Linked DNA regions of Homo sapiens: region 2 is linked to region 1. A link is an interaction called in ENCODE POLR2A ChIA-PET data of the cell type or tissue named here. Cell type or tissue: A673. All regions are shown on one strand. Links, peaks and the distances in the headings refer to the core of each region. The heading gives the core; the rest is flanking DNA.

Evidence for each region. ChIA-PET counts read pairs that join two places held together with the same protein. Peaks named below come from ENCODE experiments on the same cell type or tissue, not always from the same donor. Only the 100,000 strongest peaks of a DNase experiment are listed, where the experiment ranks them.
Region 2: POLR2A ChIA-PET joins it to region 1 with 6 read pairs; 1 of 35 experiments calls an interaction of 5 or more read pairs at or near these places.

What each region holds. Positions count from the first base shown.
Region 1 is chr11:45,868,543-45,874,938 of GRCh38, reverse strand. CRY2 (cryptochrome circadian regulator 2) reads right to left here. Exons shown (of 12, transcript NM_021117.5): 7 at 5,122-5,433; 8 at 4,735-4,886; 9 at 4,407-4,609; 10 at 4,005-4,097; 11 at 2,706-2,847. The coding sequence ends at 2,708. Among named protein-coding and RNA genes, the nearest start is that of MAPK8IP1, 14 kb to the left of the region's middle. In A673, for the core only: a CTCF peak has its summit at 2,044 (motif pointing left); a DNase peak (open chromatin) is centred at 1,898; H3K27ac peaks cover 2,138 bases.
Region 2 is chr11:47,201,474-47,209,267 of GRCh38, reverse strand. No RefSeq gene overlaps it. Among named protein-coding and RNA genes, the nearest start is that of DDB2, 9.6 kb to the left of the region's middle. In A673, for the core only: no CTCF peak of the experiment used is centred there; a DNase peak (open chromatin) is centred at 4,507.

The sequences.
Region 1 (6,396 bases), core at 1-5,000:
CTGAGTCTAGCTCTGTCACCCAGGCTGGAGTGCAGTGGTACGATCTTGGCTCACTGCAACCTCTGCCTCCCGGGTTCAAGTGATTCTCCTGCCTCAGCCTCCGAAGTAGCTGGGACTACAGGCACCTGCCACCACGCCTGGCTAATTTTTGTATTTTTAGTAAAGACAGCATTTCACCATGTTGGCCAGGCTGGTCTCGAACTCCTGACCTCGTGATCCACCTGCCTCAGCCTCCCAAAGTGCTGGGATTACAAGTGTGAGCCACCACGCCCGGCTGGCCTCTTTAAATTTTAAATATTTATTTGTTTACTGTCTGTCTCCTTCCACTAATATGCACCCAAGGGGGAAGTGATATTGCCAGTCTTGTATACAACCATACCCTCAATGCCTGGAATGGTGTCTGGCAAAACATGAGCTCTTGACATGTGTACGGAAGGAGTGCAGCTGCCCTTGCTGTCCCTTCTCTTTCCTCTTTGATCAAGAATTGATGGCTGAAGCTGGGGCTGCCACCCAAGCCCAGACCAGCAACACTATCTCTGGGCCCCTTGTTAGGTAAGAAAAATAAGCCCCTATTTGTTTTAGCCACAGTAATTGAGCTATTATTAATAGACCCCCACATTTCTAGCTGACACATACACATTTAATCTTTTTTTTTTTTTAGACAGAGTTTTGCTCTTGTCACCCAGGCTGGAGTGCAATGGCACGATCTCGGCTCACTGCAACCTCTGCCTCCCGGGTTCAAGTGATTCTCTTGCCCCAGCCTCCCGAGTAGCTGGAATTACAGGCATACGTCACCATGCCAGCTAATTTTGTATTTTTAGTAGAGACGGGGTTTCTCCAAGCTGATGAGGCTGATCTCGAACCCCCAACCTCAGGTGATCCACCCACCTCGGCCTCCCAAAGTGCTGGGATTATAGGCATGAGCCACTGCGCCCGGCCCAGATTTAATCATTTAATTCTTGCAACAGCAACCTAATTTATAGGTGAGGAAACTGAGTCCCATAGCAGTTAAGTCATTTGTACAAGATCACATAAACCTTCAGCTGTTTTTCTTGTCCTAAGCGCCCTGCTCACTGCCTGAATCCAATTCACTTTTCAGGCCCCCTAGCGCAAACTTCTGTGATATGTTCCCTGATTGTTCCAGACCACACCAGCAGCCTTCTGCTAAGCTTGTATAGTCTGTATCATTTGTCCAGGAATTCTAGGTTATTGTTCCTTTTTATCTAAGCAGACTGTTCAATCCTTATGGATGGACAGCACATCACATTTTATATGTTTAATGCTCCCCCTTCTTCACCCACCTGCTGGCAACAATTTCATGTTGAATTGGACACCATTAGCTTACTGAGCAACCTTGACCCAGACATTTAACCTCTCTGTTCTTTGGTCTTCTCATCCGAAAATCAGAGTGTCAGCCTGGCAAGTTCCAAATTTGTAATACAGGATGAACTTTGCTTAGTATCACAGAGCTAAGAGATAACTGAGAGAGTAGTAGGTTGCTGGTACTCCCAGGAACAAGATAGCACACATCTGTCCATCAGCAATGTCTATGTCAAAGAGCCCAGGAAAGGTGAAGGGTGCAGGCATCAAATGCCCATCTCAGTGAGCACACAAATCCAGACACTCAAACCAGATGGCTGCGGCCTGGCCCTGAAGTAAGAGGGATCTGATAAAAAGAACCTATCAGCTCCATGGAGAAAAATCACCCTCCAATCTAATGACGAAGACATGGTGCATAAGGAACAGCTTGAGATGATGACTCAGAGGGGACAGGAATTTACATTTCCCCAAGAGTGGCATAAAAGGCCCTTCCTCCCTTGGGAAAGGAGAAGCCAGTGTTTTGATGACATTCAGGAGGCTTCCAAGATGAGCGCTGCCAGGGAGGTGCAGAGCTGAGGCCACAGGATGGGTGAGAAGGGAGGAGAGGCCGCAAAAGGCAAAGATGATGACAGACTGGGTCTACTGGTCCTCAGGCAGGGCTGGGCCAAGTAAGACACAGCACAGCCCTCTGTCCAGGCTTCTCAAGGTCAGTGCTGCCCTCCACTGGCTGGCCTATAGAACACAGCCTGTCGGAAAGCAGGGGGCCTGGAGCAGCCTCAGACCCTGCAATGCGCCTTTTCCCCGCTGCTTCACACGCAGGTCTCAGCTTTCTTTCTCTTGAGTGTGACTCATTTTAATAGGTAGAAAGCGCCACCCCTCAGCCCCCATGCCTCCCTTTTTCCCTTAGCTGGCAAAAAAATACAAAAGGGCTTGACTTTTAAATCTCTGATAAAAGTCAGAATGGTGGGATTTTTGAGCTGAAATCCTAAAAGTCATGCAGTCCCACCAGATTATTATTATTATTATTATTATGTTTTTAGAGATGGAGTCTCACTATGTTGGTTTGGCCAGGTTGGTCTTGTACTCCTGGCCTCAAGCGATCCTCCCACCTTGGCCTCCCAAAGTGCTGGGATTACATACATGAGCCACCATAGCCGGCCCAATGGTAAAGGTCACACAGATATCAACCAGAAAGTACTCATTCCCTAAGCCAGGATGGAACCCGGCTGCCACTGTAAAATGGTAAAGCTTTAGTGGCTGAGCATTGGGTGGTCCCACCAGATTTTCATCTAGTTTGCTATGTTTCAACCTGCAGCTGGCAGGGCAGTAGGCCCCCCCACTCCCAACTTCCTTCCTGAGGTTGAATCTAGGCTGCTGTCACTCACTCTCAGGCATCCTTGCTCGGCAGCTCTGGGGTTGGCAACTCTGCCACCCGGGCCCGTTTGCTGAGTTCTTCACCAGGTGGTTCCTCGGCTGCTTCCAGCTTGCGTTTGGGGGATGCTGGGCCACTGGGTAGTGGTCTTGGGCCTGTAGGGAAGCGTGTCAAAGGGTCACACAGACTGTGCATGCAGCCAAAATGATCCCACACTATGCAGCAGCAGCTCTTTAGGGGACAGGGAGCACACTTATCAATGGAATGCCAGCATGCTGCTCCTCAGACCTGCCCCTCGGCCTTGCTTTCAGCAGTGACTTTGCCTGGAAATGTCCAAGGAGGACATGACCAAGCAGGCCTGCTGGTAGCAGGACCAGCTTTTGGGCCCCAAATGGCATGGGCTGTGGCCAGAGACTGATTTGGCCTGCCTGCTGTCCTGCTTTGAAGGTGAGGCATTCCCTCTGCAACCCTGAATCAGCCTCCCCAAGCAGCAAAGAGCAGGGCCCCTGTGGAGGAGTCATGCTGCCCATGGAGGCAGCCTAGCTGGGCCAACTAGAAAAACCCGTGTTCTTCCCATCTCATGTTACTCATCTTCATCCCCAAGAAGGGAAGAGGCTCCGAATGCAGCGAATCTGTCCAGTCTTTCTCCTTGCGGCCACCACCCTGTCTGTGCTGCCTCCTCTCTGGCCTCCCTGTGCCCGCTCCGGCCTACACTGTCCAATCTCCACCCAGCAGGCCAGGGAGCTTTTTCAGACCTAAGTCCAATCATGCCCTGCCCTACTGACCATCCTTCAGTGCACTGAAGGCTGAATCCTAGTCCTCGTCTCGGACATCAGGCCTGCCACATGCTGCTCATGCTGTATCTTGTCCTCATCTCATTCCAGCTCCTCACTGGGACATGCCGCTACACTGACCTCCCTTCGGTTCCTTGAATGGACTAAGCTCGGTACTGTTTGTGAGCTTTTTCTTGCTACTCCCTTTGTCTGGAATGTTATTTTCTCAGTGTGTGGCAGGGCTGGCTCCTGCTCATGACGTGGGTCTCTGCTTAACAGAGGTGTTCCCTGACTGCTCCAATCTCAAGTGACACAGAAGAAATCCTTCTTTCCCAGTCCCTCTGTCAAGATACTCAACTTTCTTTTCCTCCAAAGCACTTGTTATCTGAAATGATCCAACTTGGTTTCTTTACTATCTGACTGCCCCAGGTGGAATATAAGCTCCACTGGGCAAGGCCTCCTTCTGGCCTCAGTCCTGAATGACTGAAGTGGTGGCACAGGCCACAGGAGGCCACAGGAGGTTGGTTGCTGCTGCTCACCTGCACTGCTCATGCTGCCAGCCTGGCTCGAGCTGGGCTCTGCCACAGGGTGACTGAGGTCTTCCACACAGGAAGGGACAGATGCCAGTAGACCTGGGAGAGAGGCGAGGAGTAATCAGAGTGCCGTCTCGCAGGATTGCAGAGGGCTACAGGGCAGGATGAAGCAAGTGGGGGTGGGGAGGGTAGGAGCAAGACACTGAGGTTCCATTTCCTCCCACAGCCCCACAACTACTCAGGAAGGCCCAGTTCATCCCAGCCTGCAGTGTCCCATACCCAGCGAAGGTGTCAACCTGAAAGACAGCACTCAGTCTCCCTTTGCAAGTATCTGGACATCCCCATCTGGCCCCCTGAGCCTGTAGGTGCTGTCCTTCCCTTCAGTGAGCTAGGTGTTTGTCTCCTTACAGAGTCCCCGGTAGCGCGAAAGCTGCTGGTAAATCTGCTTCATTCGTTCAATGTTAAGCCGGCTGGTCTCGGCATGGTTGACGATGGGCCGTGGGTAGTCCACACCAATGATGCACTTGGCTGCCTTCTGAATTGACTCTGGGGCATTCCAGGGCTCATAGATGTATCGAGAGGGGAACGCTTTCAATTTGGGCAGGTATCGCCTGAAATAAGATACACCAGATGACCCATCAGCATACCCAGACCCTCCTTCAAAAGGCCCAGGGTATCCCATCCTAGTAGGAGGCCACAGTGGTCAGAGGCCAGAGAGCCTGGTCTGTATCCTCACCTGATGTAGTCCCCACTGGGGTCCGTGCGACGGCCAAAGCCCACAGGGCAGTAGCAGTGGAAGAACTGCTGGAAGAAAGCACTGCAGGACAGCCACATCCAGCTGCCTGCGTTCACGCTGAAATCTGCATCCAGGAGCAGCTCATCAAATACCTAGATAGGGGAGGGGATGATCAGCCTCCTTGGGGACATGCAGCCATGTTTTTTCCCAAGTCACCACAGTGCCCCCAGGAGCCAAAACCCTTCCATTGAAGGCAAGCCACAGAGGATCTGGAGGGGATCTCCTGGACCCAGAAATCCCACCTCATCCCTCAGCCCAGAAGGGGGCTGCCCTTTGACGGGCCTGACCAGAGGGTACAGGCCAGCTTTTCGTTGAGAGAGCACTCACCCGGACCCCGCTCTCCCAGCTGACCCAGAGGTCCCCGCGGGTCAGGAAGCAGGCCACGGCATGCCGGGCCAGGTGGTGGATCCAGCCCTCCTGCCTCAGTTGGGTCATGATGGCATCAATCCAAGGGAAGCCTGTCTTGCCCTCAGCCCACTTGGCCAGGGCCTCAGGATTGCGGTCCCAGGGGATCTGGATGCAGATGGGGTTCCCCTCCATGCGGTCAAACCTGGGGTTGTTGGTAGCTGCCGTGTAGAAGAACTCTCGCCATAGGAGTTGCCCAAATAGGGAGAGGGGAGGTGTGCTGTTCCGCTTCACCTGAGAGGTAGGGGTGGCACATGGATACAAACACTCGCCCAGCTCTTAGCATGGTGCCTCTCAGGTCTCTTCTACAAAGGAATCTGGGCCCTCCAAAGACCTAGTGGCTCAGCTGCCAGATGTGGAGGGACTATCCCCTAGAAGTGGCACAGCATGCCTGCATGTGAAACACCCAGGCCCTGCCTGCACTGTGCCACTGCTCTGAGCAAGAAGAAAGCTACAGAGGGCCAGGCAGTGGGAAGGGGCCTCACCACAGGACTCTGCACTAGGATTCAAACTTCCCAAGACTGGTCATGTTCCTTGTCCTCAAGAGTTCCCTGTTTGGCTCCACCTTCTAGAAAGTCAAAAGGAATTTTCCTATCAGCACACATGAAAAATGCTCAGTCTAGATTTTGGTTGAATAAATTATACACACAGCCTGGATCTGGGGCCATAAGGTAATTAAGAAATCAGACCTCCAAGCAAATAATGACTTCCCTAAAGTCACAAGATTACTCACCAAACTGGCAAAGCTATCCCATGCCACAAAATCTCAATAATGGCAAGGATGAGGAGATAACATTTAAAAACCTAGATACAGCCAGGTGTGGTGGCTAGCATCTGTCACTTTGAGAGGCTGAGGTGGGTGGATGGCCTGAGCCCAGGAGTTTGAGATCAGCCTGGGCAACATGGAAAAACCCAGTTTCTACAAAAAAATACAAAAAATTAGCCAGGTGTGGTGGCATGCACCTATAGTCCCAACTGCTGGGGAGGCTGAGATAGGAGGATCACCTGAGCCTGAAAGGTTGTGGCTGCAGTGAGCTGTGATCATACCACTGTACTCCAGCCTGGGTGACAGAATGAGATCCTGTCTCAAAAACAAACAAAAAAACAAATGTAGACACAACGGCTAGGCATGGTGGCTCACGGCTGTAATCCCAGCACTGTGGGAGGCCAAGGCAGGACAATTGCTTGTGCCCAGGA
Region 2 (7,794 bases), core at 1,516-6,515, 1.3 Mb before region 1:
TCCACCCACCTCGGCCTCTCAAAGTGCTGGGATTACAGGCATGAGCCACTGTGCCCAGCCATTGTCTTTGTTTCACTGTAAATTATAAATAAATTTCTCCCAAAGTTAGTTCAGCCTACGCCCAGGAATGAACAAGGACAGCTTGGAGGTTAAAAACAAGATGGAGTTGGTTAAGTTAGATCACTTTCACTGTATCAGTTATAATATTGCAAAGGTGGTTTCACTGTCTTTGGGAAGACCTCACAGGAGAGATGGAATTTTGTGCAGTTTGACTTGAAAAAAGTAGTGTTTGGCTGGGGAATGGAAAAGAGCCTCTTAGGCAAGGAACAGCTTGGTAACATTTGGGAACGGGTGTGAGTTCTGAGAAAGGAAATGAAGCCCTGGCATGTGGTAGTGGGCCTGGTACTATCAGCTAGGCCTTGATGTTCCACTGAAGTAAATAATTTCACAATACATGAACACCAGACAAGGCTACTCTGTGGCCATGATAAACCAAGAGAAAAACATCATCACAGCCGGGCATGGTGGCTCACGCCTATAATCCCAGGGAGGCCGAGGCAGGTGGGTCATGAGGTCAGCAGTTCAAGACTAGCCTGGCCAAGATGGTGAAACCCCGTCTCTACTAAAAACACAAAAATTAGCCAGGCACGGTGGCAGGTGCCTGTAATCCCAGCTACTCGGCAGGCTGAGGCAGGAGAATCGCTTGAACTCAGGGGCGGAGGTTGCAGTGAGCTGAAATCACACCACTGCACTCCAGCCTGGGCGACAGAGTAAGACTCCGTCTCAAAAAAAAAAACAAAAAACAAAACACAACACCATCATCACGGCCGGGCACAGTGGCTCATGCCTGTAATCCCAGCACTTTTGGAGGCTGAGGCGGGAAGATCATGAGGTCAGGAGTTCAAGGCCAGCCTGACCAACATGATGAAATCCCGTCTCTACTAAAATTACAAAATTTAGTTTGGCATGGTGGCATGCGCCTGTAATCCCAGCTACTCAGGAGGCTGAGGCAGGAGAATTGCTTGAACCCAGGACGCGGAGTTTGCAGTGAGCCAAGATTGCGCCATTGCACTCCAGCCTGGGCAACAGAGCAAGACTCCATCTCAAAAAAAAAAAATTAGCTGGGTGTGGTGGCGCATGCCTGTAATCCCAGCTACTTGGAGGCTGAGGCAGGAGAATCGCTTAAACCCAGGAGATGGAGGTTGCAATGAGCAAAGATCATGCCACTGCACTCCAGCCCAGGCAACAGAGTGAGACTCTGTCTCAAAAAAAAAAAAAGAAAAGAAAAAAGAAAGCAAAAATGACGTCCAGATGTTTAGCTACCTGGAAATACCATTTATTGAGATGAGGTAAACTGTGAAAGAGACAGAAAAAGAAGGAAAGATCAAGAGTTCACCTTTGGACACATTGGATTTGAGATGCTGATGAGATGTCTGGGAGGATTTGTCAAGAAGGCAGGGTCATGCACTATTCTGGACATCACCAATGAACCCGAGTCCCAGGAAAAGGTATAGGAACCCTGCTCCTCAGCCTTGCAATGGGAGCTCTGTGCCCAAGGTGAGGTTGGACCAGGGTGGAGAAGGGGGAGGATGGGAACTCATGCGTAAGTTGCGTCTGTGGTACACCTGGCATTCCGCTCAGCACTCTGTCACCATGGCCTCACAACAACCTGGCAGAGTAGGACTTACTCTTCCCGTTTTACAAAGGAGGAGACTGAAAATCAGAGAGGTGCTAAGATTTGCAGAGGGACACAGCTAAGAACTGGGAAAGTGAGGACCGGTTGGTAACACTGAGCACCACAGCAGAGACCAGGTGTATTCGTTTCCCAGGGTGGCTGTAACCAGTTACTGTAAATGAGTGGCTTCAAATGACAGAAATATATTCTCTCACAGTTCTGGAGGCCAGAAATCCAAAATTAAAGTGTTGGCAGGGCCACACTCCCCAGGCTCCGGGGTAAAATTTTTTTTTTTTTTTTTTTTGAGATGGAGTCTTGTTCTGTCATCTAGGCTGGAGTGCAGTGGCATGATCACAGCTGACTGAAGCCTCAAATTCAAGGGATCCTCCTTCTTCAGCGTCCCCAGTAGCTGAGAGTACAGGTATGCACTGCCATGCCTGGCTAATTTTTTTTTTTTTAGTTTTTGTAGAGATGTTAACCAGGATGGTCTTGAACTTCCTGGCCTCAAGTGATCCTCCAGCCTCAGCCTCCTAAAGTGCTGGGATTACAGGCATGAGCCACTGCACCAAGCCTCGAATCTTTCCTTGCCTTTCTCCTAGCTTTTGTGGCTGCCAGCAATCTTTAGCATCCCTTGGTTTACAGCCTGTCATTCCAATCTCTGCCTCCATTTTCCCAGGATCTTCTCCTCTGTGCATCTATTTCTCTGTATCTGACCTCCTTCTCCTTCGCTCTTTTGTTTGTTTTTAGAGATGGGGTCTCACTGTGTTGCCCAGGCTGGTCTCGAACTCCTGGGCTCAAGAGATCCTCCCACCTCAGCCTCCCAAGTAACTGGCAAAATAGGCATGGGCCACCACGCTGGCTTGCCTTACTCTTTTTGGTATGTGCTTCACTTTTTTTTTTTTTTTTTTTTTTTGAGACAAAGTCTTGCTCTGTCGCCCAGGTTGGAGTGCAGTGGTACGATCTTGGCTCACTGCAACCTCTGCTCCCTGGGTTCAAGCAATTCTTGTGCCTCAGCCTCCTGAGTGGCTGGGATTATAGGTGTGCACCACCATAACCAGCTAATTTTTGTATTTTTAGTAGAGACAGGGTTTCAGCATGTTAACCAGGCTGGTCTCGAACTCCTGGGGTCAAGTGATCCGCCTGCCTCAGCCTCCCAAAGTGCTGGGATTACAAGTGTGAGCCACCACACCTGGCCAATGTGCCTTACTCTTATTAGGACACTTGCCATTGGATTTAAGTCCTACCTGGATAATCCTGGATGATCACCTCACTTAAAAATTCCGAATTAGGTTAGGTGCAGTGCCTCAAGCCTGTGATCCCAGCACTTTGGGAAGCTGAGATGGGTAGATCTCTTGAGCCCAGGAATTGGAGACTGGCCTGGGCAACACAGTGACATACTGTCTCTACAAAAATATAAAAATTAGCTGGGTGTGATGGCATGTGGCCGTAGTTTTAGCTACTCAGGAGGCTGAGGTAGGAGGATCCATTGAGCTCAGAAGTTCAAGGTTGCAGTGAGCCATGTTCACGCCACTGCACTCCAGCCTGGGTGACAGATTGAGATCCTGTCTCAAACAAACCTTTTTTTTTTTTTTTTTTTTTTTGAGATGGAGTCTCGCTCTGTCCAGCCCAGGCTGGAGTGCAGTGGCGCAATCTCGGTTTACTGCAACCTCCAACTCCCGGGTTCCAGGAATTTTCCTGCCTCAGCCTCCCGAGTAGCTGGGTTACAGGCGCCCACCACCACACCCGGCTAATTTTTGTATTTTTAGTAGCAACAGGGTTTCATCATGTTGGGCAGACTGGCCTGGAACTCCTGACCTCAGGTGATCCCCCCACCTTGGCCTTCCAAAGTGCTGAGATTACAGGCATGAGCCACTGCACCTGCCAAAAACAAACCTTTAATTATATCCAAAAAGATCATTTTTCCACATAGAATAACATCCACAGGTTCTGGGGATTAGGATATGGACGTATCTTTTTAGGGACTACAGTCAACCCAGCTAGAGGAGCTAGAGGAGGCTGCAGCTGTTAGCCTTGGAAATCTTATAAAATGCTTCCTGAGCTTAAAAAGTAGGTAGCTTTTCCTACTTTTTCTTCATCCAGTTTCACAAATATGCCTCCTTGCAGGATGACCCAGCAGCTTAAATGCTGCCAACCCAAGTGTGGCTTGGTCTTCTAGACTGTGTATAATTATGACAAAACCCTCAGATTCTGAGTCCTTATGACACAGGGATAGTCAAGTATGAAGGGGAGGCCGGGCGCAGTGGCCCACGCCTGTAATCCCAGCACTTTGGGAGGCCGAGGCGGGTGGATCACTTGAGGTCGGGAGCCCGAGACCAGCCTGGCCAACATGGTGAAACCCCCTCTCTACTAAAAATACAAAATTACCTGGACGTGGTGGTGCATACTTGTAATCCCAGCTACTCAGGAGGCTGAGGCAGGAGAATTGCTTGAACCTGGGAGGCGGAGGTTGTGGTTGAGCCGAGATCGTGCCACTGCATTCCAGCCTGGGCAACAAGGGCAAAACTCTGTCTCAAAAAAAAAAAAAAGTCTTTGGGGATGTGCACTCACAATTTGGAGCACAGGGGAGGACGTGTGTGGATTTGTACAAAGACACCGCCCCACTGGGCCATGGGCTTCACCAACAAGAACCACAGCTACCCAGGTAGCTTGCCACCTTCCTCCCCATAGAGAAACTAAGCTGGGGTTTCTTGAGCAAGTTTTTTGTCATAGCGACAGGAGCCAACACAGGGCAGTGGAAAGGAGGGTGGAAAGAGGGAAATGTAAAGGAATGTAAATGTAGTTCTCCCAGCTCTGCTCACATGTGACTCATCCACCCATAGGGAACTAGCTTGGCTGTAACACAGACAGAATCATTTTTATTTCTGCCACTTGGGATTTTTGCCATCCTTGGAAGAGGGCTTTGGCATGAGAACAGTGAGAGGAAGGATCTACCAGAACTCAAAACCCTGGTTTCTGATTCTGGAGTTCCAGTTCTTTCTATGACGGTTTTCTAACCAGTGAGGACTTCTGAGAACAGCAAAGGGCTTCTTCACCATCATCATGAGACCTTATCAGTAACTAACATATCACCAGGAGATTATATCACAATGTCTGTTTGCAGAACACTTTACAGTTTACACATTTCACATATATTATTTCAGCACTCTGGCGATTGCTGTGCAAATCTGGCTGCCTAGAGAAGTTACCTGGCATTCTGTACATATGGTATTTTATGACATGATATTGATTTAGTGTGTGGATGGTGTCTCATCCCCCATATATAAAGACAGAGGTGAGGCTTGGGTTTGGTTTTTCTTTTTTTTTTTGGACAGGGTTTCTGTCACCCAGGCTGGAGTGTAGTAGTTCGATCTCAGCTCATTGGAGCCTCAACTTCCTGGGCATCGATCCTCCCACCTTAGCCTCCCAAGCAGTTGGAACTACAGGCGCAGACCACCACGCTGGGCTAATTTTTTTTTTTTTTTTTTTTGAGACAGCGCCTCACTCTGTCACCCAGGCTGGAGTGCAGTGGCGCGATCTCGGCTCACTGCAACCTCCGCCTCCTGGGTTCAAGCAATTCTCCTGCCTCAGCCTCCTGAGTAGCTGGGATTACTGGCACACCACCACGCCCGATTAATTGTTGTATTTTTAGTAGAGACAGGGTTTCACCATATTGGCCAGGCTGGTCTCGAACTCCTGACCTCAAGGGATCCACTCGTCTCGGCCTCCCAAAGTGCTGGGATTACAGCATGTGACACCATGCCCGCTTGAGGCTTGAGTGTGTGTGTGTGTGTTTTGTTTTGTTTTTTTGGTATTTATGAAGCTATTTGACACTTCCATCACTATCCAAATTTATATATATATGTATGTATAGTTGTTGTTTTTGTTTTGTTTGAGACGGTATTACTGTGTCGCCCAGGCTGGAGTGCAGGGACTCAATCTCGGCCCACTGCAACCTTTGCCTCCTGGGTTCAAGCAATTCTGCCCCAGCCAACTGTGTAGCTGGGACTACAGGCACATGCCCCCATGCCCAGCTAATTTTTGTGTTGTTGTTTTTTTGTTTGTTTGTTTTTTGTTTGGTTCTTTTTTTTTGTTTTATTTTGTTTTGTTTTTTGAGACAGAGTCTCACTCTGTCGCCCAGGCTGGAGTGCAGTGGCACAGTCTCGGCTCACTGCAACTTCTGCTTCCCGGGTTCAAGTGATTCTCCTGCCTCAGTCTTGCGAGTAGCTGGGATTGCAGGCGCTCACCACCATGCCTGGCTAATTTTTGTATTTTTAATAGGGACGGGGTTTCACCGTTTTGGCCAGGCTGGTCTTGAACTCCTGATCTCGGGTGATCCGCCCGCTTTGGCCTCCCAAAGTGCTGGGATTCCAGGCATGAGCCACTGTGCCCAGCCTAATTTTTGTATTTTTAATGGAGACGGGGTTTCACCATGTTGGTCAGGCTGGTCTCAAACTCCTCACCTCAAGTGATCTGCCCACCTCAGCCTCTCAAAGTGCTGTGATTACAGCCATCAGCCACCGCGTCCAGGCCCAAAATTGTATTTTTGACACTGATTGCTGCTCCCAGAGTGTGGGACTCCTGCCTTCATTCAGCACTGTTATGGATTTGCTCCTGTTAGGGCATTTAAATATGTGTTGGAGATGCCAAGCAGCAAGGACTCTGGATGCCTGTATTCAGTCTGTTTCCAAGCCTTGAGGAGGAATTTAATCTTCAGTTTGCTGCAAGTTCTGCAGAATCCTTGAGGCTGTTATTTGCAAACCACTGGATGCAGTGACTGTGTGGAAAGCTCACACACATCCATGTGGATTATTGATGATTTTGCAGACTCAGCAAAACATTTGGATCCACAGACCACTTGAACAGAATCAGAGTCGTGTATTAGCCTTCACCAGGAAAACGCATCCCACTAGATGGAAATTTCCCAGAGGGAGCCTAGAGTTGAAAGCTTCTGCTGCTTTTACAGCAAGTCACGAAATCCACAGGTCCCAAAACTGGAAGGGATCCGAGGGACCGTCTAATCCTTCCCCTTTCATTTTAGGATGAGGAAGCTAAAGCCTAGAAAACTGAAAGGATGAACCCAAAATCCCATAGCCCAAGTCCAATGCTCTTTCCACTGTGCTACATTATCTGTTCTAGAAAACACCCCAATAAAGCCAAATATTGTTTTGCAGATCAAAGAAACTGGCATTATTCAGGGTCATGCTCATGGTCTGTCCAGCTTCCAGTGTGAACCTGAGACCTTGGTTTGCTATCCCCAGCAGCTTTTCAGTGAGTTGCCTTGTGATGCCTTATGTCAAAGTAGTGTTACAGACAGGAGCAAAACGTCTGTAAACAGGGCTTCATGACACGGCCTCTCCATGGCAAGAAAGCAGAGCAGGGCCACTCCATCCTCCTCACTGTCAGATTAGCAGCATCAAAAAGTAGGTGTTAGGTCAGGCATGGTGGCTCACACCTGTAATTCCAGCACTTTGGGAAGCCAAGGCGGGAGGATCGCTTGAGCTCAGGAGTTGGAGACCAGCCTGGGCAACATAGCAAAACTCTGTCTCTACAACAACTACAAAAATCAACTGGGTGTGGTGGCACACGCCTGTGGTCCCAGCTACTGGGAGGCTGAGGTGGGAGGATCACCAGAGCCCAACAGGTTGAGGCTTCAGTGAGCTATGATCATGCCACTGCACTCCAGCCTGCAGCCTGGGCAACAAAGTGAGACCTTGTCTCAAAAAAAAAGTATTAAAGTTTTTTGTCCACCCTGCATCTGGGGGCTCATCAGATGGGAATGAATGACTTTAAGCCCCTAGGAAGTGGTTTTGCTATGTAGCAAAGGGAGCCGAAGTAAAACCTGGGGTTAGTTAAGATGCCTCAAAGCACAGCCTGAAACAAAGCGCTTTACTGGAGTGTGCAAGGCAGGTCTCCACTGCTCGAACATGGTTCTTTTGTTGTTTTTTTTTTTGAGATGGTCTCCCTCTGTTGCCCAGGCTGGAGTCCAGTGGTGCGATCTTGGCTCACTGTAACCACTGCCTCCCAGGTTCAAGTGATTCTCCTGCCTCAGCCTCCCAAGTAGCTGGGACTACAGGTTCACCACACCTAAGTTTTGTATTTTTAGTAGAGATGGGGCGTCA